5 separate regions of the Homo sapiens genome follow, and regions 1, 2, 3 and 4 are each linked to region 5. The links are chromatin loops, found by intact Hi-C in ENCODE. Cell type or tissue: Caco-2. All regions are shown on one strand. Region 1 has its middle 83 kb from the start of BARX2. Region 2 has its middle 36 kb from the start of LINC01395. Region 3 has its middle 44 kb from the start of LINC01395. Region 4 has its middle 79 kb from the start of LINC01395. Region 5 holds the start of BARX2 (BARX homeobox 2).

Region 1 (5,000 bases), 83 kb before region 5:
TTGCTGTAAGTAATTGACATGTGCCAGGGCAATGATGGACTGGAAGCTACTCAAAGTCTAAGGCTAGTTATTAAATCTGGTTTATGTGTTAAAAAGGTCAAAAGTTAGATATTTCCTTTCACACATCCCCATTCACCAAAAGAGGGCTGGATTCTTTTAGCTACAGGAATATGACCCCAAATAACTTTAAATTAGAGCTTTTTATTTCAACATATGTAAAATATATGTAAAATTGTAAAAGATTTATTTAATTTTCAAAATGTCAAAAATAAAGTAAATTGAACATTGGAAACTCACCTCCCAAAAATTCTGGTATGCTATGTCTATAAATACTTTTTTTCACCTTTATGAATAAAGTTAGCTGTCTTTGGAGCACTCTATATCAGCTGATGCTTTAAATAGTCAGATCCTGCCACTAAGTCTAGAATTGGCTCAATTCTGGAAAGTTTTTTACAGCTGCCTCCGAGGGCAAAAGCCTTTAGAAATATGCACCCATTGAAGTCTCTGATTCCCATGACCACGCACTGGTGTTCCAGGGCCCAGCAAGCATAGTACCTTTGATAACAAAAGCAAATATTTGCCATCCTTAGAAAGCAATACAAAACAACCAGCTCCAACACATCCCAAGCTTCTGTATGGGTGAATGAACACTCCTTCTTGGTTCATATTTGCTTGTGGAACATCTGTTTTGACTGTTCATTGTATGTGTGTAATTATGCTCTGTTCATAGTAACTTTTTCATATTATGGACTTTATTTGCATTGAAAACACACTGCAAATAAAAAGAAATGCCAAAAGAGAAACCAGAGAAGAAAAAGAGATGGGGGAGCAGCGAAAGGAAGAGTAGCTCCGGGCCTTTAAGGAGCAGAAGCCAAGTGATCCTGGGGCCAGAGCCAGGGCCCCAAGGCTACTGAGACCTCAGCGGTCACTGCGACAATGGCTGAGAAGGGGCAGCATCCTCATCTGCAGCTTGGACAGAGGACTTGGCATTCCAGGAGCATCTACTGAGGTTCAAACTTCCACTTGTGCCCCTCCTGCTCTGATGTGGGAAGCCATGTACCCTAGCGAGGCTTGCTGCACCACAGTGAGGACGCTGTCCTGTTACTGTGCTTCAGATGGGGGCTCACCCTCCAAGTTCCTCCAGAGGCTGGCACCCCTCCCAAGGTCAGTGCACGTGCCAACACACTCCAATGCCCTCAAATGTTCCTGACCCCCTGATACACAACCAAAGAGGTGGCGGGGAACCCAGACTTGTTGCTAGTACAGGTGAGTGGATGGAGGGCTTGATCATTCACACTCGAGGGGAGGACTGCACCCTAAACAGTGAGAGTAGGCTGTGAGAGATGGCCCCATTACAGCAGTGTAGGGGCAGGGGCACCCACCCATGCTGGGGGGTGCAGGGTCAGCCTGCCTCGGCACTCTGCTCTGAGATCAGGCTTGGCCAACTCAGACTCCTTGGAGGTAAGCACAGGCCCAATATAAGGATAAAAAACCTCCCAGCTGTGTTGATAACTCTGCAAGTTACCTAGCCACATTAAGTCTCAGTCTCCCCACCTCTGAAATGGAGACAGTAATAGGACCTACTGCATAGGGCTGCTGAGGTGATGAAACGTGATGATATAAAGAACTTCCTTGTTCTGGTGCCTGATATATAGTCTACATGCATTAAAATGACACTGGACCAGGCTCTAGCTACCTTTTGTGTGTGTGTGGCAAGGTTGCACTGTTGCCCAGGCTGGGGTGCAGTGACATGATCACAGCACACTGCAGCCTCAGCCTCCTGGGCTCAAGCAGTCCTCCCACCTCAGCCTCCCAAAGTGTTTGGCATTACAGGCGTGAGCCACCACACTTAGGACTCTTGCTACTTTCAGCTGAGCAATTTGTGTGTTTAAGGAGCCAGGTGCTTGGGAAGAGATGCCACCAGAAGGAGGGAAGCCCTGGGAAAACCAAGAGAGTTTGGATTGAGGAAATTGACTGAGGATCCCAAAGGGGCACAGATTTGGCCTGACATGCCCAGAGGTTCTTGGGAACCATTTCGAGCAGGTGCACAGCAGCCACTGAACCCGCCCCACACCGTCTGCTCTCTGGCAGCCCAGACAAAGAAGAACTCTAGACCTCAGAATCCTGCAGGAGCGATGATACATGTCTTGACAAACAGGGTAAATTCAGGGCAACTGTGAGGGCCCTTGTTACATTCTTGAGCTACAGGAGAGGCCGCTGCTTGGGTTTCGGTTGTTCTTGGCCTCCTCACTAACCTGGGGCACTATTTCCTCCTCCTCTCCTGTCCCCCATGCCTCCCCCACCCTCTTTAAAAAAAATGTTTAAAGGCTTTTGTGAGTGAATGATCTTAATCATGAAGCAGGCATGATGACAGTTTGCAGAGCTAAATGGGCACTTAACTGTGTGTCTAATAAATCCGCAACAAAAATAAACAGAAAGGAAGAGGGTTTGGGAAAGAAAGGAGGCCAGGCCGGCAGGCATGAAAGGAGCCTGTCATGGTGATTTACACAGCACCCCTCGGCAGGCGGTTTCCGCCCCGGCCCCTCCTGGCCGTGGCTGACCTGCAGATGCCAGAGGCTGACAGCACAGAGCAGCAGGTGGAGGCCAGTGCCAGAGCACACCTGGATGGAGTGCAAGCAGAGTGGAAAAGGAGGCAGGAAGGCTGCCCCATCCACTGTCCATGGGTAAGGCAAAGGCAAAGTGCAAGGCAGGGAAACCAGGCTGGTGGCAGCCACTTTCCTCAGGATCGGTGCCCAGATTACAGACAGTATTATCTGGATCTGCCTGCTTGTCCCAAACCATTCTCCACCCAGGATTTGGTTAACAACCTGGGATTAGAGGCATACTCAGGTGAATTTAGCAAACACCTCTTATTCCAGTGTTAATCACCCTTCCAGGGGCACAAGAGGCCTACCTAAGGCATGAACCCTCTCTTAGTGTCTTAGCCTGGTGAGGATGTGCTTAGGAATGCATCTTCCATGAATCACCTTTCTTGCCCAGAAAGAACGCCATCGTGCAGCGTAAGGGGAGGTGTAAATATTATAAAACCTTGGCTGGAATCCCTGGCCCCACCCCCAAATTCACTAGATTATAAGTTTCTCCAACAAGATTTTAGTGTATTTGAGGGAAGGAACAGGTTACTTTGCCCCCTTCTCCCCCTCCCACCCACCTTCCTCCCATAGTATTAGCACAGGGCTAGGCACAAAATAAATGTTGAAGAAATACTTGTTGGCATGGATGGTGGCTGACGAGCTTCTGGTGGTAGGAGGTCCCAGGCACTGCTTTCTAAGGGCAGGGCTGCACCGGCTCTGGTCCTGGTTGGCCTTGAGGCCCTCTCTCAAGTCGTTGCCATCTCTTCCAGTTTACCCCTCTGCAAAATGGAAAGGATGTCTCTGGCTGCTGCTTATTCTGAGATTTTGGCTCCAATCCTGAAAGCTGAGTTCCTGGAGAAGCCTCCAAGACAGAAGTCAGCTGGAGACCACGAGAATCCAGATCCTCTAAGTCCTGTCTTTGGGCTTTGGAGACTTCAGCACAGCAAAAGGAACTCAGAACATATAAACTGAAAAAAACGCCTCGAGGAATTTACACTCTAGTCGGGGAAAAAAACTAATCCATGTCCCCTGGAAATATGTCAGGACCGCAATGATAATTACAAATGGGGCATTAAGAGGAAGAGATGAGGCAGGAGTTAACAGAATAGACTGGAGAAAAGGTGAGGTTAATTAAGAACACTTGCAGGGAATGGTGACTTCAAACCATTATGCTGAGAAGCCTAAGAAAGAGGCAAGCCAGGTGGCCAGAAGAAAGGACCCTTGGCCACAGGGCACTCTAGGGCAGAGTCAAAAGAGGAGGAGAGATACTGCTGTGCCTGGAAGGGACACAGCACTAACAAGGGCTACCACGTGGAGAGTAGGAGGGGACTGGAAGAGGAGATATTTACACAAAGAGCAACAGAGACACTCAGGGCTGTAGGCAAACACAGGCAATTAAATGCGTAGAAATCCTGAGAAACAAGTTTTTGTGCAAAGCATGTTTTAGCTCTTTAACCCCAACACTACCTGCCCCTCAAAGGTTCCTTTCAAATACAATGCGGGGGAAGATTTAGGTAGCACCTATGGAAAACTGCCAGACGATCCGACTACCAGCTAGCGTTGATCCGGGTGGGAGAGAGAGTGGGGGGAAGCCCTTGGGATGGTCTTTAATGCAGACTGTCAGCCAGGTGACTGCTAAGTCCCTGCTCACTTTCTGCTGAGCGGACACTAGGCCAGGCTAACAAAACAGTATTTCTAAGGAGGACAGAGCTTCATAGCCTCCAGTCCAGTTCTAAGCCAGACCCAGCCCAGGGTCGTGGGGCAAGGCTGAGGTGGAATAAAGTTCAAGGGTCATGAGAAGGGTGGCTGAACTCTAAGCACTCTGTGGATGGGAGAAAAGGCTCACAGTGCCCTCATACCCCCTCTTCAAGACAGTTCTAGAACTGGCCAGACTCGGAGAAACCTTAAGCCAGCCTCAGAAAGGCTGGTTTTGGACAGATCTGTTCAGACGAGTTTGAGGGCTCATGGCTCATAGCATGAGACCTATGTGGTAACTGGCTGTCAAGGTGGGGCTGCTGGGGTCGGGCGCGGTGGCTCACGCCTGTAATCTCAGCACTTTGGGAGGCTGAGGCGGGCAGATCACTTGAGGTCATGAGTTCGAGACCAGCCTGGCCAACATGGTGAAACCCCGTCTCTACTAAAAATATAAAAATTAGCCGGGTGTGGTGGCGCACACCTGTAAGCCCAGCTACTCAGGAGGCAGAGGCAGGAGAATCGCTTGAACCCAGGAGGCAGAGGTTGCAGTGAGCCAAGATCATGCCATTGCATTCCAGCCTGGGCAACAGTGAGACTCCGTCTCAAAAAAAAAAAACAGGGCTGCTGTTGTGTCTTCGCAAAACTTTGCAGAACCTGTGTAAGCAAACCGAGGGCACAGTGATCCAGAACAGGAACTCAGACGCGCAGACTTGG
Region 2 (5,000 bases), 280 kb before region 5:
TGTATGGTTTTGAGTGATTTTCTTAGTCTTGATTTCTAATTTGATTGTGCTGTGGTCTGAGACATTGGTTGTTATTACTTCAGTCTTTTTTGCATTTGCTGAGGAGTGTTTTATGTGTGATCACATGATGGATTTTAGAGTGTGTGCCATGTAGTGATGAGAAGAACATATATTCTGTTGTTTTGGGGTGAAGAGTTCTGTAGATGTCTATCAGGTTCATTTGATCCAGTGCTGAGTTTAGGTCCTGAATATCTTTGTTAATTTTCTGCCTTGATGATCTGTGTAATACTGTCAGTGGTGTGTTAAAGTCTTATTGTGTCTAAAGTCTAAAGTTAAAGTATTATTGTGTGGAGGTCTAAGTCTCTTCAAAGGTCTCTAAGAACTTGCTTTATGAATCTGTGTGAGACTGTTGGGTGCATATATAATTTGGATAGTTAGCTCTTTTTGAATTGAACCCTTTACCATTATGTAATGCCCTTCTTTGTCTTTTTTTTTTATTTTTGTTGGTTTAAAGTATGTTTTTCTGAAATTAGGATTGCAACTTTTGCTTTTTTCTGTTTTCCATTTGCTTGGTAGATTCTCCTCCATCTCTTTATTTTGAACCTATGGGTGTCACTGCATGTGAGATGGGTCTCTTGAAGACAGCATACCATTGGGTCTTTGTTCTTTATCCGGCTTGCCACTCTGTACCTGTTAATTGGGTCACTTAGCCCATTTACATTCAGAGTTGGTATTGATATGTGTAGATTTGATCATCTCATCATGATGTTAGCTGGTTATTATATTGGCTTGTTTCTGTGGTTGCTTTATAGTGTCACTGTTCTGTGTAAAGTGTGTTTTTCTAGTGGCTGGTAATGGTTTTTCCTTTCCATATTTAGTGCTTTCTTCAGAAGGTATTGTAAGGCAGGTCTAGTCATAATAAATTCCTTTAGCATTTCCTTGTCTGAAAAGGATTTCTTCTTCACTTATGAAGCCTAGTTTGGCTGGATACAAAATTCTGGGTTCAAATTTTTTTTTCTTTAAGAATGTTGAATATTGGCTCCTAATTTCTTCTGGCTTGTAGACTTTCTGCTGGGAAGTCTTCTGGGGGACTCTGATGTTGTCTGTTTGTGGAGTCACACTGGTAGTGGTGTTGGGGGCACTGGCAGGTACAGGTCTTTGTGCATTATATGTGCCTCACATGCAGAGGTGGTCACTCAGGGCAAGGGAGGGTCTGCTGTTCTCCATGCCTACTTTATTTCCCTTGGCAGTGTTGGCCCAAGGATAGTGCACTGGTGGCAGCAGGATTGGCTGGCTCTGTGCCTTTCAAAGCTCCCAGACTGCAATGGTGGTTGGCAGGGTTGGGGGAAGACTGTACTCCTGTAGCAGCAGTGGCAGGGCAGGATGCGTGCACACATGAGTGCTGGTAGGGAAAGGAAAGCAAAACTTGCCCATGCACACACATGCCTGCAAAGCAATGTGAGGGGTTGCAGTGAGCCAGGGGGAAGCTGCAGTGTGGAGAGGGAGCAGGTGGGCTGGTGTATGGCCATGGGGGCCACCCTACTGGAGCTCTTCACTAGTCAGGCATGGTCCGCCAGCACAGAAACTATGATGAAGCCCCCCGGGAACCCAAGGCTGACCTACAAGCAGGTACTGCCAGGCTGGGGCCCTGGGCCAGCAGACCAAGGGGTGATCAGGTTGGACTGGCCCCATCTGATGGGCAAGACTGCCCTGCAGAGTTCAGGTTCAACAGTTTCCCTAGGGCTAAAGTCTCCTATGGGAGCCAGTTGAGCCTAAGGGGATGGCCATCCCTGGCCATGCTCCACTACAGATGCTCCTGCACCAAACCCTCTGGGCTGCCCCTGCCACTTCTCTAAGCAGCTCTCCCTGCCAACTCAAGTGTTTGTGGTGATTGAGGGGTCTCCCCCTGTCAGGATTTCAGAGGCCCGTGGTGAGAGTGGGTTGCTCCTTGTCAGTTCAACTCACTTGTTCCCCTGAAGTTGTGGGGGCTAGGAATGAGTCCTGGTGCATGGTAGCCCCATGCAGAGTTCCCAGCTTCTTCCTCCTTCAGCTCAGCTTCTGTGTCTTCCCTCTGTCCACTCTCAGTGCCTTTCTTCTGAAAATCTGCTGGGAGTGTGCCAATCATCTCAGCCCCTTGGTGGCAGGTGTGTTCCACCTGGCTGCATCTCATTGGTCATCTTGCCTGATCCTTATTTCTATTCTTATAGTCTTTTTTCATAAATCAATTCTTTCTTCAATTCTTAAAAATTCTCAGCCATAGTCTCCTCAATTATTTCTTTCTCTGTGTTTTATGTTCTGGTATGCCTCTCCAGAATGTTAGGTAGGCCCTAGTCCAATGTTGCTCCTGTTCATTCTATTCTCCATATATCAGCTGCTTTTTTGTATTCCCATCCTTTTATTTCTCTCTTTATCTCTATTTAATCTCTTTATCTCTGTATGTGAAATTTCAAATTCAATTATCCTGTAGTTCACTGGTAGCATCTTTAGCTATGTCTGATCGACTACAGATATTTTAAAATCTCAGGTATGCAGAATTAGACTGAAGTTAAATCTTTGGTTCATTATATACTTTTGCCATTTGTTCATGCATGACCCTCTTTTATGTGTTCATGTATGTATCTATTTACTAATAGCATAGAAAAATTAGGGACTAGAGGGCTCACAATAATGTATATCTACCCATGTGCTTCCTCCCCACCTTGTTCAAATACTTCCTCTCATCCAAGGTAACCACTCCGTGAACCTTGTGCTTATTATTCCTTAACTGCAAAAAAACCCTTTATCTCATATTTTAAGAATATATGTATTACAAAAAAGCACATTTTATAGTTCTCATATTTTAAGAATATATGTATTACGAAAAAGCACATTTTATAGTTAAAAAAAGTTAAAAAATTTGTAACCTTTTAAAAGTGGTGAAAATCGTCTTTTTTTTTAATTCACAATAATGTTATCAAGGTTCATCCCAATTGCTACATGTAGCTGTAATTCATTTGTTTTGACTGTATTAGAATGTTTCATTTTGCAATTGCATGACTGTATCACAGTTTATTTATCCACTCTTCTGTCAATGAGCATTTGAGTGGTTTCCAGGTTTTTGCTATTGTGAACAGCACTACTACAAACATTATTATTCATGTTTCTTGGGTTTATCTTGGTTATGTTCCAAGAAATGGAATTGCTGAGACATAGAATATGTGAATGCTCAACTTTTCAAAATAGTAATGCATTCTTTTTCTAGGTGGTTGGATCTGCTATTTAACCTGTTAGTTGAGGTTTAAATTTTCAATGACAATGCTTTTCACTTGTAAAAGCATTATGTAGTTGTTGTTGTTTTTTTTAGATGGAGCCTTGCTCTGTCACCTAGGCTGGAGTGTAGTGGTATGATCTAGGCTCACTGCAACCTCTGCCTCCCGGGTTCAAGCAATTCTCCTGCCTCAGCCTCCCAAGTAGCTGGGACTACAGGTGCCCACCACCACGCCCAGCTAATTTTTTTTTTTTTTTGTATTTTTAGTAGAGATGGGGTTTTGCCACATTGGCCAGGCTGGCCTTGAACTCCTGACCTCAGACAGTCTGCCCTTCTCGGCTTCCCAAAGTGCTGGGATTACAGGCATGAGCCACCATGCCCGACCTATGTAGTTTTTAAAATCAAATTTGCTTTTTACTTTTCCAAACTTTCTTCTATTGATATTGTGGCTTCTATTCTTCCATTTGTCTGTTTAATCAGCTTACGTGTCCATATAAGTCTTCTCAAATTGTGTAATTATCTTCAGTGCTTGAGGTGCCAAGTCTGTTTGTTGTATCTTCTTAACACTCATATATACTCCCTCACTCCATGGTTGTTTGTTTCTTTATGTGGTTTATAATTTTGGTTGTGAGCTTGTTTTAAGCCTGACTTTTTTTCCTCTGAGGGAATTCTGTGTTTTCTGACTTAAGTGCCTCTACAAAGTAACTTTTCAGTTGCTTTTATTGGAGCACAGAATTTCAGTGGTTTTAGGATGTATGTTTATGCAGCTGCCTTGATTTGGGATTCCTGTATCTTCGTGCAGCGTTCTTCTAGACTCTACACCTTTACATGGTACAGGCCTGGAGTTTTAACTTCTCATAAATTACTTTTTTGGGTTTGTTTTGTTTTAACTCCATCAGCTTCCTTGCTACTTCCACAGGTTGTCGCCCAGGCTAGAGTGCAGTGGCGTGATCTCGGCTCACTGCAAGCTCCGCCTCCTGGGTTCACGCCATTCTCCTGCCTCAGCCTCCCGAGTAGCTGGGACTACAGGTGCCCACCACTATGCCCAGCTATTTTTTTGTATTTTTAGTAAAGACAGGGTTTCACCATGTTAGCCAGTATGGTCTCAATCTCCTGACCTCATGATCCACCCGCCTTGGCCTCCCAAAGTGCCAGTGGGATTACAGGTGTGAACCACTGTGCCCAGCCTGATGGATGGAGTTTTCAAAGTTCCCTTTCCAGGAACTGGGAAGAAGCACATTGATTGTGTCTCTGAGATTTATAAAGAGGATTCAATTAGTTTTCAAACTTATGCATGTCCAAGACCAGTTATCCTATGCCAGTGTAAACATAAAAAACAGTCCACAGTCCCTGGGGCTTATTTGCCAGCTGAAAAAACTCTTGGGCCAATGTATTACCTCCCATTTTCCACCATCTCTCAATTTGAGTTTTTTTCTTTGTTCTTTTGTTTAGTTAGGATTTCTGTGTGTAGATGAAATAAGAGGAAAGCCCAAGTCAGCATAGGCAGCTGTGTTGCTAGAAATTCTCTCCATATTTTTAGGCATCACGTACCGGACTTCAAACTATACTACAAGGCTACAGTAACCAAAACAGCATGGTACTGATACCAAAACAGAGATATAGACCAATGGAACAGAACAGAGCCCTCAGAAATAATACCACACATCTAAAACCATTTGATCTTTGACAAACCTGACAAAAACAAGAAATGAGGAAAGGATTCTCTATTTAATAAATGGTGCTGGGAAAACTG
Region 3 (5,000 bases), 200 kb before region 5:
ATTCCTCAAAGATACTCACGTCCTAATCCCTGGAATCTGTGAATATGCTACCTTCCATGGCAAAAGGAGACTTTGCAGATGCAGTTCAGTTAAGGACGTGGAGATGGGGAGATATTCCTGGATTATCGAGGTAGGGCCAAGATCATCACAGGGTCTTTATAAGTGAGAGTCTGAGGCAGGGGAATCACAGTCACAAAGAGAGTTAAAGATGCTCAGCTGCTGGCTGGGTGCGGTGGCTCACGCCTATAATTCCAGCACTTTGGGAGGCCGAGGCAGGCGGATCATGAGGTCAAGAGACCAAGACCATCCTGGCCAACATGGTGAAACCGTGTCTCTACTAAAAATACAAAAATTAGCTGGGCGTGGTGGCGCTTGCCTGTAATCCCAGCTACTCAGGAGGCTGAGGCAGGAGAATCACTTGAACCCGGGAGGCGGAGGTTGCATTGAGCTGAGATCACGCCACTGCACTCCAGCCTGGCGACAGAGTGAGACTCTGTCTCAAAAAAAAAAAAAAACAAAACAAAAAAAACAAAAAAAACTCAGCTGCTGTATTTGAAGCTGGAGGAAGGACCATGGGCAGGGAATGGAGGAGCTGGAAAAGAGAAGAAACGTCCTGGAGAGCCTCCGGAAAGGATGCGGCTCTGCGGACACCTTGATTTTAGACCAGCGAGACCCATGTTAGACTTCTGACCTCCAGAACCGGAGGATGATTATATGTGCTGTTGTACATCACTACATTGTGCTAATTTGTTACGGCAGCCACAGGAAACTCATACATTGGTGGAACAGGAAACAGGCTCTTCCTTTCTCTGGCATCACGTGAGTCCTCATGATTTCCGTGCACTGCAGGGCGAGTGCCAGAACTTTCCTGCCGACCGCTGACTCTGAATCGTATCGCCTATGAGTCGACATTATTAAGAGCTTTCTGGTGCCAGGTGTAATATGATGTTTAACATGCTCTTCTGACCTGGTGTTGAGGCCCTGGCTGGAGGCTGGTCAGCTCCCCTCCCACACCTCAACACTTCCCTTATTGGGCTCTCACAGCCCTGGCCATTATGTGCCCGCCTTAACTGCCCCAGAGCCAGGCCCTTGACAACCAGGGACAGCCCAATCCTACACCCGCCTGCCCCGCCCACCTCACCTTAACCATTCCCTCCTGTGGCCACAGTTGAGGTGCTTGATTGCCCCGATCCTCGTGACTGACCCCATGCTTCCCCGAGTGGCCCTACATGGTGTCCTCTGTTTGCCCCCAGGGACCCGTGAGTATAAAAAAACTGTAAAACTCATTCCAGTTTCTCTCTTGATCTGCATCTGGCCTCACCCTACCTCACCCAAGATAATGCGGCTAAAACCCCAGGCCATGCTCTAAGCCCTTGCGTCTCCTCGTGGGATCCTTAGCACAGCCCAAGGAGAGACCTTATTATTATCCCCAGTCACTGTGAGGAAGCCGAAGTAAGGGGAGGTGAAATGACTTGCCCAGAGCCACACAGCTGCCATGGGGTAGAGCTGGAGCCCAAAATCAAGTGGCCAGGCAAGAGCGCGAACCCCTCACTACACACCCTGCTGCCCACAGTGACGGGGACGGCACCGCCACCAACCTAACAGGATGGACCCTCCAAATCGGGTTTGACTTAAGGAAATAAGGTAATAGGACATTCTTAGCACACGCACTTCTGAATTAAATTTCCACCCTCCACAAGCATCATCAGGTGGAGGCTAGGATGAGCTGCAGCTGGGGAGGCTCACCAAGCCCAGGTGTCCCCAAGAGAGTAAGGCAGTTCAAAACATCTTATCTACATTTAATTAAATTAGACATTCCTGGTGCAGCTTCATGCCCCCGCACAGCTGGTTTAAAATAACCTAAGATTGGCTTCCTTTGACTGTTCTAGCCAAAATGCTCGGGGGTCGGGGCTGAAGGTGCCAGTTTGCCCAGAGGTCCGTCCTGAGACAGATGGATTCATCAACAGTGCTTGGCTTTGAGAGAAGGGCACTGGAGAAGACTCCGAGGACACCCCTGTTCCCTCAGTGTTGCAGTGAGGTGAGTGTAGCTCCGCCACCGAGCGAGAGCCAGCCTACCGGCCCCTCCCAGGCTGCAGCCGTGATCTCTGGGTGACCAGAGCTCATCCCATCTTAGCCTGGGCACCTCCAAAACACAGCCTGAAACCAAAGCTTGCATGCAAGTTGTTAGGAATGAGATTTCAGCGAGCAAGAGAGACAGATGGGGAGTAAAACGGGAGAAGCGAACCCTGATGGAAGAGTGTCTTAGGGGTTGGCGGCTGCTCAAGGTAACTGGAGTGCATTCCTCTGTGGCCTTCAGAGGAGCCTCATGAAATGTCTAAAAAGAGTCCGCCGAGTCTAAAAAGAAAAAAAAAAAAGGGTCCACCAGGGGGCAAAATGCAAAGCGTTTCTCCATTGGCTCCTGTCTCCCATTGGTCAAGGCTTTGACCGATGAGCTTGAATGCCCCGTGCTCCGGGTTGCCCACGTGTGAGTGCAGGGTAGGTAGTGTAAGTTCCAGGTGCAGGCCTAAGGCGAGGCCCTATCAGATTGGACCGGGGCAAAACTCATCCAAGTCTGTCTGGAACTATTGCCACGGCCATGACTGGTTAAGATGTGGAGGCAAACATACACACCATGGAATACTATGCAGCCATAAAAAAGGATGAGTTCATGTCCTTTGCAGGGACATGGATGAAGCTGGAAACCATCATTCTCAGCAAACTATCATAAGGACAGAAAACCAAACACCACATGTTCTCACTCATAGGTGGGAATTGAACAATGAGAACACTTGGACGCAGGGTGGGGAACATCACACCCTGGGGCTTGTTGAGGGGTGGAGGGAGGGGGGAGGGATAGCATTAGGAGAAATACCTAATGTAAATGATGAGTTAATGGGTGCAGCAAACCAACATGGCACATGTATACATATGTATCAAATCTGCACATTGTGCACATGTTCCCTAGAACTTAAAGTATACTAACAAAAGAAAAGTCTCTGGAAGCATACATAAGAAAATATAATACTGGTTAACTCCTGGGAGGAGAGATGGGTGACTATGGAAGATATACCTTTCATTGAATAATATGAATCATATTAATATATTATTCAAATATTGATATTAAAACTGAACAAATATATTTAAGACATAAAGTAGTTTTTGTGAATCTTAAAAAAAAAAAAAAAGACGTGGAGCCAAAATTATTTCTGAAGTTGTGCCCAAGAGGAATCCAGGGCCTGTGTGGACTGTGAAAACCTCAGAGACTAAAGGGCATTGCAGCCCCTGCATGTCCAGCAGGGGTAGGGGGCTGTTACCAGAAGCACAGGCCAATTCACCCTGACCCCAGCCCAGTGCTGACTAGCAAACTGGGTATCCAGGATGTGTAGGGGCAGGACACTTCCACTCCTTCCCTCTCCCCACACACCTGGAGTTCCTGGCCCCAAAATACCCTGGCTGGGGAAGCATTGGTGGTTCCTGCACGTGCTCTGCCTATTGTTGAAAGAGGGTGCACTGAGATTCTTCCCAGCTAGACCCCAAAGTTTACATAACTCAGAACAGAAGGCCACCGCCAAAAAGCATTTACATGTTGTTGTATGAAGTATCTTTACATCTTTTTTCCATCTTCACACCAAATCCCATGAAGAAGGAATTACAGACTTTATCTCATAGACAAGCTGACTGGGCCTTGGGGCAGTTCACTGATCTCTTCAAGACCCCAGAGCCATTGAGTATAGTAATGCTGGAAAAGCAATTTGGTTCATCTGGTTTCAAGTCTGGATCCTTCTAGAGCATATATCGAGTCTAACCCAACAAATATTTTAACCTACTGGTAGACTATAAGCTCCTTGAGAGCAGGGATGTTTATTTGGCTCACAGAGCAGGTATTCAACCAGTACTAGTTGAATGCATGTTGAAAATGAGTTTCTGCTCAGACCATGAGCTCTTTAAACCAGGAATGTGTCCTTGCATCCCTGGTACCCAGCATATAGCAGGTGTTCCACACTGCACTGAATACATGTAGAGATAAATTAAGCACCCCGGTGATGCTCTCTCTTTTGAAACAATTTCCCAAACTTATGGAAAGTTTCACGTACAATACAAAGAGCTTCTCCCCTGAACCATCTGAGGCCCATCACCCCAAGTTCTTCAGTGTTTCCCACAGGCAAGGATATTCCCCCACACAGCCATAACACAATCAACACCAGGACATTAGCATTGCTGCATTACAACAGATGTTGTCTACTCCTTATACACCAATTGAGTTTCAATCATTGTTCCAATAATGTCCTTTCTTTAAGAAAGAATCCAGTCTAGGATCCCACCTTGCATTTAGTTGTCATTATCTCTTTCCTCTTCTTCACTCTGAAACAATTCCTTAGTTTTTTTCTTGACTTCCATTATCTAACACTTTTGAAGATTACAAGCCAATTTTTCTGTTGAATGCACTTCAGTTTGGGTTTGCCTGATGGATCCTCTCGCTGGGGTTCATGTTATGCATCTTTGACAGGAATGTGAAGGTAGGATGCTGGGTCCTTCCTATTAAACCCTGTCAGAGTGACAAAAATGTAAATATGTCTCATTTCTGATGATGTTTCTTTTGATTATTTGATTAAGGTGGTATCTGCCAGCCTTCTCCGTGTGAAGTAATTCTTTTCCCTATTGTAGGTAATAATGGGGAGAAGGGATTTGAGACTATCAGTATCCCATTCCTCATCAAACTTTACATTTATTCCTTTATCTATTTATATCCATTTGGATACAAGGTTTCCTACTTTTTCCCCCCAGGTTAAAATGATTACTATTGTAGGGGTCGAAAGGGCAAGATCCCTTTCCTCCCCATTATAAGGATCACTGCTGACACCCCTATAACAGATTAACAAAAGAAAAGCATAACAAATGTATTTGGCCATAGTTTTATGTGACAAAGGACACAAGAATGAAGATGCAAAGGTACAAGGGAAGCTGTGTGATTTTATGCTTAGGTTCGATGAAGCAAGGAC
Region 4 (5,000 bases), 320 kb before region 5:
CAACAGGAGAAATAGCTAAAAGATTAGCAAGCATTAATTATTTATTGAATTGCTGCCTGTGCAAAAAAAAAAACCCAAAAAAACGAAAAAACAAAAAGCAGGGTTGGGGGGTGGGGAAGTGCCCTGTATGGGGAAATTAATCTTTCCACTACTTTAATTTCAGCTCTTGGTTGCTATCTGCCTTTGCTTGTAGGTCACGCAGATCATCTCCTGGCAGTGGGTGAGATCATTTGGAAAGGAGGCATAACTTTGACAGTCTCTTTCAGGGTAGTCAACCAACTGGTGAGAAATCCAGAGGTTTCCATCTTTGTATCTTTCAATCTTTCTAGCCCCTGCACAGAAAAAGCAGGCTCTGGAGTTCAATCCCCTTCCCAGGTCTGCAGTTCTGACCTCCAAAAGAGGAAGATTTAGACAAACAACTGTGAGTCTCAGCTGAGCCTGGGCAGCCAGCAAGCCCTGGGCACGTGGACTCAAAGCAGCAGCAGGGAGGAACCTGGGGGTTCCTCTTTTGAGCAAGGATAAACCTGCTAGTCAGTCTGTCCTGGGATAAGTTGTGAAGAATTCATTTATTCATTCATGCACTCACTCATTCACTTGCTAAATCATGCATTCAGTATTTATTTTTTTTTTGAGATGGAGTTTCACTCTTGTCTTCCAGGCTGGAGTACAGTGGCACAATCTCGGCTCACTGCAACCTCCGCCTCCTGGGTTCAAGTGATTCTCCTGCCTCAGCCTCCCAAGTAGCTGGGATTACAAGCATGCACGACCATGCCTGGCTAATTTTTTTGTATTTTTGGTAGAGATGGGGTTTCTCCATGTTGGCCAGTCTGGTCTCGAACTCCTGGCTTCAAGTGATCTGCTCTCCTCAGCCTCCCAAAGTGCTGGGATTACAGGCGTAAGCCATTGCACCCGGCCTCATTCAGTATTTATCCAAGTGCCTCTATGTGCCATCTACAATATTGTTACAAATAAGACCACCCAGCTCAGGTCAGGGTTTCTAAAACATCCTCTTTCATGAGAAGAATAGCTGAGACATGTGTAGGCTGACCAGTGAGCTGGGTCTTTGTCCTTGGCTGGTCCGTGCTTGGGGAGTGAGGATTGCAGAAGAAGAGGCAGGAGAAGCTGATGCTTGGCTTCTGTTCCCCTTTACCTTATTTCTCCTTCACCCTCTTTTCTCCCCACCTCTCCTTTGCGCCCCAAGTTCTTTCTCCTAAATATCTCTGAAATCCGTCCTCCCACTCCAGCCCCCCGCCACATCCTGCTCAGGGCCTGCCTTGTCTCTTGCTTGGACCAAGGCAACAGCATCCCACAGAGCCTCCTGACTGAGGCTCTTCCCCTCCTCTCCTCTCTCTATAATGCCGTCAGAGAATCCTGTTGGAAAAAAACCCCTGGGGAGTCAAGCATTCTGCTTACAATCCTTTCGCCACCCCACAACTTATCCCTTGCTTGATATTCCAACCCCCTTGGGAACCTTTCTTCCATCCCTTCTGGCACCCCAGGCCAGCTCCTGCGCTGGCTCCAACGGTGTACGTGCCACCCTTAGGTCCCCACAGTAAGCTCTGCACATTTCCACTCTGGCTTCTTGTACCTCTTCACATGAGGTGCCCTGCCTGGGAGCCCTGTTCATCCCTGCCTGGAATTTTTACTTTCCTCTAAGACTGTTCCAAGTCACCTCCTCCAAGGAGCCTTCCCTGACCAGCTAAAACATAGTCATGGATATTTTGTCATGTGCCCTAATAAAGCTTCCTTAAACATGACTTTCACTCTACACATGAATTTCACTGTACTGTGATTATTACTTTGTGTCCCCCAATTTGACTTTGAACCCTGCATGGGCAGAGATAGAATTTTATTTATCTCTGTGTCCTCAGCCCCTAAATAGGGCCCAACATTCATTGATCCACTTTCTCCTTCATTCTTGTTGACTTGATTCTCTGCCTGGACTGTGTTAATCGCCAGGGGATACAAACAATGACAGGGTGCACCCACAGCCTCATGGACATGACAGAGGACCAAATGTGGGATTGGAGAGTGGTGTGACGAGAGCCAGGATCGCAGGGAGCCTGGGGAGCCCCGGGCCATTCTGGTGGGGCAGGAGGCTGAGCTCCTCCTGGGGCACCAGGCCCTCCATGCCACACACCTGCAGAGCTCTGGGCAGGCACTTGGCTGAAAGCATTATCCTTCCTTTCAGAGGGAAGTTTCAGCAGGGCAAGGCCTGTATTGCTGATCTCTGCTGTTTACAGAGATCTCAGTCTCTCCTGGGGCTGAGGGGCATTGGTGCAGTGGAGCTGCGACCTGAGCCGGGTCCTGGCTCTTAGGTAGAGTCCTGAGACTTTCATACGTCCTTTCCACACAGGGGGTCTCACGCACAGACCTTATCCTGGAGGGTCACGGCTTTTTTCACAGAGATGGACGTTGAGAGATAAGCGCCCCAGGAACTACACAATTACAGTTGGGAGAAATATGGTGAAGAAAAACACCGGGGCCAGGACATCTTGTGTGACAAGGAGGCCTCCCAGGAGAGTGAATCGATGTGACAATGTGTCCTTCAAGCCTGGGTCCAACTCCCATGTGGGGAGTGGCTGCCTTGGTTCCCAAGCCGATCATCCTGCAGGCAACCCCTCTGACCACAAGGGGGCCTGCTGGAGCCTGGCCTGGCCCAGCCCTTCCCGCCCAGAAACACCTCCCGGTCTGGTCCCTGCTGTTGGTGACTCAAGGAGCCAACACCTGTCTCCAGAGGTCAAGGCCACCTTGAGGGTATAGGGTGCCCGGGCACTCCACACACGGGGCGTGGAGGGAGTCTCCCGGCCGGGCCAGCCCCGGCTTCCTCTCAGTGGAACCTCTGCTGCGTGGGAGCCCTCGCGGGCTGGCTGGACCGACCCAGCCTCTGCCCCTGGCTTCCGCTTCTACCCCACTTCGCTTCTTTCCCCCAGGGTTGCCAGAGAGCTGCTGCCAGTTTTCCCAGCACATTGCTCACAGGAAATTAGGGTCTAAAGGTGCAAGGTGAGAGAGAAAAGCCATACATGGAATAACTGAAACTACTGGGGGCTGCATTTCCAGCTCCACTCGCCCTGTGCGAAAGCACTGAGACCCCACCTTCCTCGCAGGCTCCTGCGACCGCCCTCTCCAGTGCTGAGGGTGCAGTTCCACCACGGGCCATGAGGGGCTGCTTGCCCGGAGCTCCTGGAGGGGGCCCGCGGGCCTGGCTCAGCTGGAAGAGGACAGAACACAGCAGGTTCCATCCGAAGCTTTACCTGTTGGCAGAGTGGGTGGTGTGTGCTTTGAGAAACATGGAGCAGGCTCAACAGAACCAAAGTCTCTTCCTCTCCAAGATTCAATCATACCTAAAGCTCTGCTGCTGGAAACTCATCAGCCAGGCTGTGTCCTCTCTGCAAGGCACTCTTTACAAACCGCTATAGAGGCTGCCTTTCTTTGCTGCTTTGCAGCGTAGGAAGTGCTTCTGGTACACACCTGATGGTCTCCCCGTGACACTTCTGGAGGGTAGGCATTCATGAGATGATTTTCTTTTGGCTGATGAGGGACTCGAGGACTGGCACCCAATTCCAGGTTGCCCACTTCTCTGTTTGATGTCCACTCCGTTACGTGGTGGCCAGTACCACTCAGGCGCGTAGATGTGAATGAATCTGCCTGATGACTGGACTCCATGGCAGCAAAGCAGGGCAGCCCGGCAGTGTTAGGGAAGTGGTGAGTAATCCCTCAGGGGAAGGGAGAGCCAAGGCTCTGAAGATGGGATGCCCACAGAGGAAGGAACCCCAGGCACGAGGGCAGACTTCCCTGCGTGCCAGGCAGAGCCTGCATTCTTGGGGGTGTGTGTGTGTGAGTTTTCACTCCTGTTAGTTCTTGGAGTTGACAACCAGCAATCACGTTTTGAATGGCCTCCTGGCCACGGACAGTGAACTGTGGGGTGTGTGTTCAGCGCTCTGTGCTGTTGCTGTTGTGGGAACAACACCCAGAGCTCCATCGGGCCAGGATGTCCAGCTCTGTCTCTCTCAGCTACAGAGACCAGGAGCTGTTTTCTGCTCACTTGGCACCTCTCTGAACTGTGACGCCACCTCCTGGCCGGGACTGGCTCCCCCCTGGGCTGTAGGGTGTTTCTATGACCTCTTATGCAGGATTGGGAGTAGATGCTGCTCTCAGTTCCTGCCGTGGAGGTCAGCGTGACCAAGCTCCGGGCCAGGCACTGCAGCCTTGCTGTGGCAGCTCAGCATAGACGCACCTCCGCGTGGGCAGCTGTGCTGGGTGCTGTTAAATCTCCTGCATGATCTCTGCCCTGCCCTCCAGGAGTTTCCAATGTCAAGCGTCTTAGTTAGATTATTGTTCCTCCCTGGGCCTCTCTCCCTCTGACTACAGTTGCTATTTATTATCACAATAAGGTCGTGTGATTCTCTTTATTTGGGGTGGGGATAAGAATACTGAACCAGAGCGGGGTCATATACTTAAATGGAGCCCCATACCTGCCACTAATTGGCTATGTGTTCTTGGGCGAGTTATGTGGCCTCCCTGAGTCTCAGCTTTCTCATCTGTGAAATGGGGAAGATAACACTACTCCTAAAGATTGTTCTGAGGCTGTAGTGAGAAAATGCATGCGAAAGCATTTTGAGAGCCACAGAAAGCAGTGGGAGCGAGGGGAGATGCTACTATTCTTAGTGAGGAGGCAAGCAGAATGGCCCAGGGGACTGATCGGCTGTCCCCCCCTTTTCTCCACTGTCCCTTTCCAGCACCTCCTCCCAGGGCCCTTGACACATGCCCATTCTGTGTCCCAAGTGGGCCTGCTCTCCATGCTGTGAAGTTTTTTTTTTTTTTTTTTTTTTTTTTGGAGACGGAGTCTTGCTCTGTTGCCCAGGCTGGAGTGCAGTGGCGCAACCTCGGCTCACTGCAAGCTCCGCCTCCCGGGTTCACGCCATTCTCCTGCCTCAGCCTCTCGAGAAGCTGGGACTACAGGCGCCCCCCACCACACCCGGCTAATTTTTTTATATTTT
Region 5 (5,000 bases):
TTTCACTTATAACACTCACAAAACTACATATGAATCATTTTTTTTTCCTCTGATTTATTTCCCACACAAGGTTCAATAAAACACGACACTTACTCAGCCACCTCTGACTGAATGACTATTCTCTGCAGCTATTTATTACTCCTCTTCTGCCACGTTTTCTTCTATGATCCAATTCTGTGACTCCTATAAGCCAGGAAAAGCTGCCTTCAAGTCAACACAGCACAAAGTCACTGAAAATTCTGCCGGCACTAGGCTCTACCTAGGTGCTTAGAAGTTGTTCTGTTTTGTCCTGGGAATGTCCCATACGCAATGTTAATGACTGAAACAGATCCTCTCTTTTTCCTCGAAGGGAATTGAGTTATTATAACAAAGGATGATTTGTGCTCAAAACAATATTCAACTTATCACCCCTATTCAGTATGTATGTGTCCAAGGGTCCACAACCACCTATACACAAATGTAAAAATATCAGTTCTCAGGAGATCTATCTTGTTTCTAAAATTTCTTATTTGTTCCTTGTTTCATATATTTCTTGGTTTTAAAAATTCAGTATTACAAGGCTTGTTATGGGACATCAGGCCTAATTCTACCTTACAGACAAATTAACTTTAAAAAGGCATAACTGAATACAGTATACATTTTACAACCAAATACATGTAGGAACAATTTGGTTTTAAAAGAACTTCACTGTATGTATTTATCATATGTTTACTGATTGTCATATAGGGACTATCAATGGAACCAAGAGAAAATACAGGATTCCACGCATTGAGCATTAACAACTCAAATGTTCCAAAAAATATCTTCCAAAACTGTTGGCCCTTCATTTTTTCATTTTAAGTGTAATTTAATTTATCTCATGCCTCTCATGCAACTAACAATCTCAAAGGTTCTTTTGGTTTGGAAATACTTTATGCTTACCTTTAATGGAAAGCACACTCAATAACTTTTTTCTGATAAAAAGTGCTCCTACTTCTTTTTCGTTTTATTATACCCATGTTCCATAACCTAAATCCTAACAATGCCGAGATACTTTGAAACTTGGATCTTCTCTTAATGCATTCAAAATTTTAAAAGTACCTTGGATTTATTTTCGATAGAAACTCTACTACGTTTTCAATATATGTATTAAGTTCTCTTTATCTTTACTATTGCTCTTACCTCCCGTGAAGAGAGAAAACCAGGTGTGAGTAATGTTTTCATTGTTACCATTGCTGGTTTTGGTCACTTAAGACAAACGAGGGTGACCTTTTCGGCTTGACTTAAGACAAACGAGGGTGACCTTTTCGGCTTGTGCCACAAAGACAATGTACTTCAGAACTACTTTCTCAGAGGGCGATCATTGTAAGCAAAGCTCAGTGAATTCGAGATTTTGTTGAGAACCTCAGGATACTGATTTACTTGCAAAATTCACAGTGGAGACAGTAGGAGGCTGGACAAGTTAACTCAAGGTGAGATGCAAGGCCGCCAAGCTCAAGTTTGAAATTCACACACACCACCACTTCCTGAAACAACGATTTAGACGCTGAACCTGCTCAAGTGTTTGAACTTTCAGCAGGAAACGAGGAAGCGTTCTCCTCCGAGCAGGACAATCAGGCGTTGCGCGAGCAGCCCACTCCTAAGGCCCTGCCGCCTTTATTTCCACTCGTGCCATCCACACCTTGCGTGGTCCTTCCCGGCCACGTCGCAGATGCCTTTGCAATGCCCACCGCTTGCTGAGGCGCAGGAAAAGAATCCCTTAACTTAACCCTTCCTCTCGCCCTCGGATCGCAAAGCACAGGCCACCTACACGGACGTGAAAGCTACCGAACCCCACTTATCCCCTAGCGGAGCGTCTTACCCGTACAGGAATGCAGGGGCTTGGGTCGCACGACCAGCGACGGGCACACGGAGTAGAGGGAAAGTTTCTCAAAGTAATCGCAGGTCTCCTTGGAGAGGATCTCGTCGATCATGAAAGTCTTGTAGCGCCGCCTGGCTGCTTTGAGCTGGCCGGGCGAGCTCAGCCTCAGCTCGGCGTGGCAGTGCATGGTGAGCCGGCGCGAGCGTCCGCCGGCCCGAGCGCGGCTGCGAGTGCCCGGCCCGCTGGGGCCGCGGGGCTGGCGCGACGGCGGGGCCTGGGCCCCGCTCCCGGCAGCTGGGGAGGCGGCGGGGCTCGGGTGGCGCGCGGAGGAGAGCGGGTAGCGGGCGCGCCTGCCGCGCGTCTAGACCCACCCGCAGATCAGCATCTTCGCTGAGCCTTTTTGGGACAACGCAGCTGTCAATCAGCGCGAGCTTCCTGCAGGGCCGGGTGCGGAGTGTGTGCTGAGGGGCGTCCGCGCCCACCCCGCCCCCGCCCGCCCGTGCCACTCCGGCGCCGACCTGCGCGCCTAGTGCCCGGCGGCTCTCAGTCGCTGCCTCCCGCTCTGGTGTCTCGCGCTCCTCTGCCTGGCTCTCTATTTTAAGACGCTCGTTTTGGCTCTCCTCCCCCTCCCCCCCGGGACGCGCTCCAGGTGTGTGTGCAGGAGTGTGCGCGCGGTGCGGGGAGCGCGCACCGCCCCAGCCCGCGGCCAAGGCCCAGGCCGGTAGCTCCCCGGGGCAGTGTTCCCCATGAGCACCTTACTGCCTGTCCTGCCACCCGCCGGCCCGGCTCCCAGTGTCCGCAGCCCAGCGGGAGGGCACGTTCAGGTCTCTTACTAGAAAGAAGTCTAGTCCTCACTAGGCTCCCGGGACTTCGGGCCACAGAGCCAGTGCCCCCGAGGACCCACCGTGCCTTTCTCCTTCCCCGCGTGGACGGTTTCCCGAAGACCGCGGCTTCCCAAGCCCTCCACTCGCAGTCTCGCAGCCCGCGCTGAGCCTGCGCGCTCCGAGCGTAAGACTTTTGAGCTGAAGTTGCAAACTTGACTGCCCCAAGATCCCAAATCATAAATGACCCTGGCCCCGTCCGTTACCCTCATAAAAAACTGAGAAAAAAAAAAAGATAAGAAAAGAAAAACTAATAAAAGTGTGAGTTATCGCCGGGCGCGGTGGCTCAAGCCTGTAATCCCAACATTTGGGAGGCCGACGTGAGACGATAGCTTGAGGTCAGAGGTTCGAGACCAGCCTGGTCAATATAGGGAGACCCTGTCTTTACAAAAGAAAAATTAAAAACAGGCATGGTGGTGCACGCCTGTAGTCCCAGCTACTGGAGAGGTTGAGGCAAGAGGAAACCTGTAGTCCCAGCTATTGGAGAGGTTTAGGCAGGAGGAAATCTTGAGCCCAGGAGTTCGCGGCTGCAGTGAGCCGGGATCTCGTCACTGCACTCCAGCCTGGGCGACAAGAGCGAGATTCTGACTTTTTAAAAAAGTGTGCGGTTTTTTTTAAAACATTGTTTATAAAAACATTTTTTCCTCGTTGGAAAGGGTCAGAGCTGCACGATTCTAGGGAGCCGGCGGGCACTGGGGCAGCCTGTCCCATGCGGGCTTCTCCCAGCGCCCGAGTCTTCCGGCAAAGGGGCTTTCAATATCCGGATCCCTCGCGATACGACCGGGTTAGAGAGTCGCGAAGACAGGCGTTTATTGGGTGATTTGCCTTTTTCTTTCCAGGCTCTTAGTCTTAGGGTCTGTTCCAATCAAAATCTGTACGGACTTTAGTTGTTCATTGGAATTGCTGCGTAAAGGGGACCCCGCCGAGCCTCCGCGCCCGGGAAGCCTCCGGCAGCCTGAGTCGCGCCCGGTGTTCGGCGGGAACAGCCCAGTGCACGCCCGTTTCCACGACTTTATGTTGGAATGAGTGTGCATGGGGTTGGAAGGAAAACGCACGACAGGGACACTGAGAAGTATAGACGCGGATGGCCTTCCCTAGGGCCGAGTTTGGGGCCGGTGACATTTCCTCCCCGCTCCCAGCCTAGAAGCGTCCGCGAGTGCCGGCGGGCTCTCTGCGGAGCTGCTTGCCCAGGGGGCCCTGGTGGCCGCGGAAGCAAGTAAATGAGGGCGCCTGGGCCGGTGATTAAACTAGGAGGGAGGGACACGCCCAGAGGACTAATCATTAGGCTGTTAGAGAAAATAGATTTTTTCTTTTTTTTTTGAGACCGAGCCTCACTCTGTCGCCCAGGCTGGAGTGCAGTGGCGTGATCTCGCCTCATTGCAACCTCTGCCCCCCAGGTTCAAGCGATTCTCCTGCCTCAGTCTCCCGAGAAGCTGGGATTACAGGCGCCTGTCACCGCGCCCGGCTAACTTTTGTATTTTTTAGTAGAGACCAGGTTTCACCATCTTGGCCAGGCTGGTCTTGAACTCCTGACCTCGTGATTCACCCGCTTCGCCTCCCAAAGTGCTGGGATTACAGGCGTGAGAAAATAGATGTTAAGAGGCCAAGTCACAGCCTAGCATTAGACAAGGCCCGCAACGCGTCTTTGAGGAACTTCATTCCCGAAGTATTTGCAAACTGGCCTCCCCTCCCCTCCTCTCCATCTAGAATTGTTTTCTTTCATTCTCTTTCTCCATGCAGAGGCGGCTGCAGGGCAGGCGAGAACTGCTGCCAGGTGTCCGGGTGGCGCCGGGGGTCCTGCCGCCGGACTCTGGGGTCTACAGGCTGGCCCCAGGCGCGCCCCCTGCTTCCGCGGCGGGACCCTGAGGCTGGTCCGCGGTCAAAGCGCGGGACCCGGGACAGCTCACCGCTCAGCCCTGGCATCGCCGTCCGACGCCACGACGGAGGGGGTTCTCCCGGGCGCAAGCCGAGAGGGAAACCGCTGCGCCGAGTCGGGGCTGGGTCCCAGGGGCTCAGCGTTCGCTCCCGGGGCAATGCCGGGCGGGGAGCTTTAGGCGCCCCGAGGAAAGTGAGCCGCTGGTAGGCAGCCGCCAGTAAACTGAGTGCTTGCGGGCGATCTCACCCGCAGCGCCGACTACGAGGCGGGCTTGGAGCTGGGGACCAGCACCTGAGCGACAGCACCAGGACCCGACGCCCGACGAGGGGCCGAGCGCGTCGCGTCTATACTTTCTATCTGCCCGGCGTGTGCCCACAGAATGCGGCACTATTCGGGGCCCCGA

Evidence for each region. Hi-C counts contacts between places; a loop is a spot of excess contacts. Peaks named below come from ENCODE experiments on the same cell type or tissue, not always from the same donor. Only the 100,000 strongest peaks of a DNase experiment are listed, where the experiment ranks them.
Region 1: a loop joins it to region 5, with 8 times the contacts of the local background. A loop is called at or near these places in 2 of 110 quality-filtered maps.
Region 2: it touches region 5 in a loop (5-fold over the local background); 6 of 110 quality-filtered maps call a loop at or near these places.
Region 3: a loop joins it to region 5, with 6 times the contacts of the local background. A loop is called at or near these places in 2 of 110 quality-filtered maps.
Region 4: a loop joins it to region 5, with 5 times the contacts of the local background. A loop is called at or near these places in 39 of 110 quality-filtered maps.

Annotation. Positions count from the first base shown.
Region 1 is chr11:129,456,474-129,461,473 of GRCh38, reverse strand. No RefSeq gene overlaps it. Among named protein-coding and RNA genes, the nearest start is that of BARX2, 83 kb to the right of the region's middle. In Caco-2, no CTCF peak of the experiment used is centred here; DNase peaks (open chromatin) are centred at 513, 2,193, 2,533, 3,893 and 1 weaker place.
Region 2 is chr11:129,651,119-129,656,118 of GRCh38, reverse strand. No RefSeq gene overlaps it. Among named protein-coding and RNA genes, the nearest start is that of LINC01395, 36 kb to the right of the region's middle. In Caco-2, no CTCF peak of the experiment used is centred here; no DNase peak of the experiment used is centred here.
Region 3 is chr11:129,570,459-129,575,458 of GRCh38, reverse strand. No RefSeq gene overlaps it. Among named protein-coding and RNA genes, the nearest start is that of LINC01395, 44 kb to the left of the region's middle. In Caco-2, a CTCF peak has its summit at 2,421 (motif pointing right); no DNase peak of the experiment used is centred here.
Region 4 is chr11:129,693,876-129,698,875 of GRCh38, reverse strand. No RefSeq gene overlaps it. Among named protein-coding and RNA genes, the nearest start is that of LINC01395, 79 kb to the right of the region's middle. In Caco-2, CTCF peaks have their summits at 2,627 (motif pointing right) and 3,179; DNase peaks (open chromatin) are centred at 2,635, 3,155 and 4,076.
Region 5 is chr11:129,373,063-129,378,062 of GRCh38, reverse strand. It overlaps BARX2 (BARX homeobox 2), which reads right to left and starts at 2,215. Exons shown (of 4, transcript NM_003658.5): 1 at 1,841-2,215. The coding sequence starts at 2,027. In Caco-2, CTCF peaks have their summits at 1,694 and 1,942; DNase peaks (open chromatin) are centred at 1,962 and 2,532; H3K4me3 peaks cover 2,528 bases; H3K27me3 peaks cover 298 bases.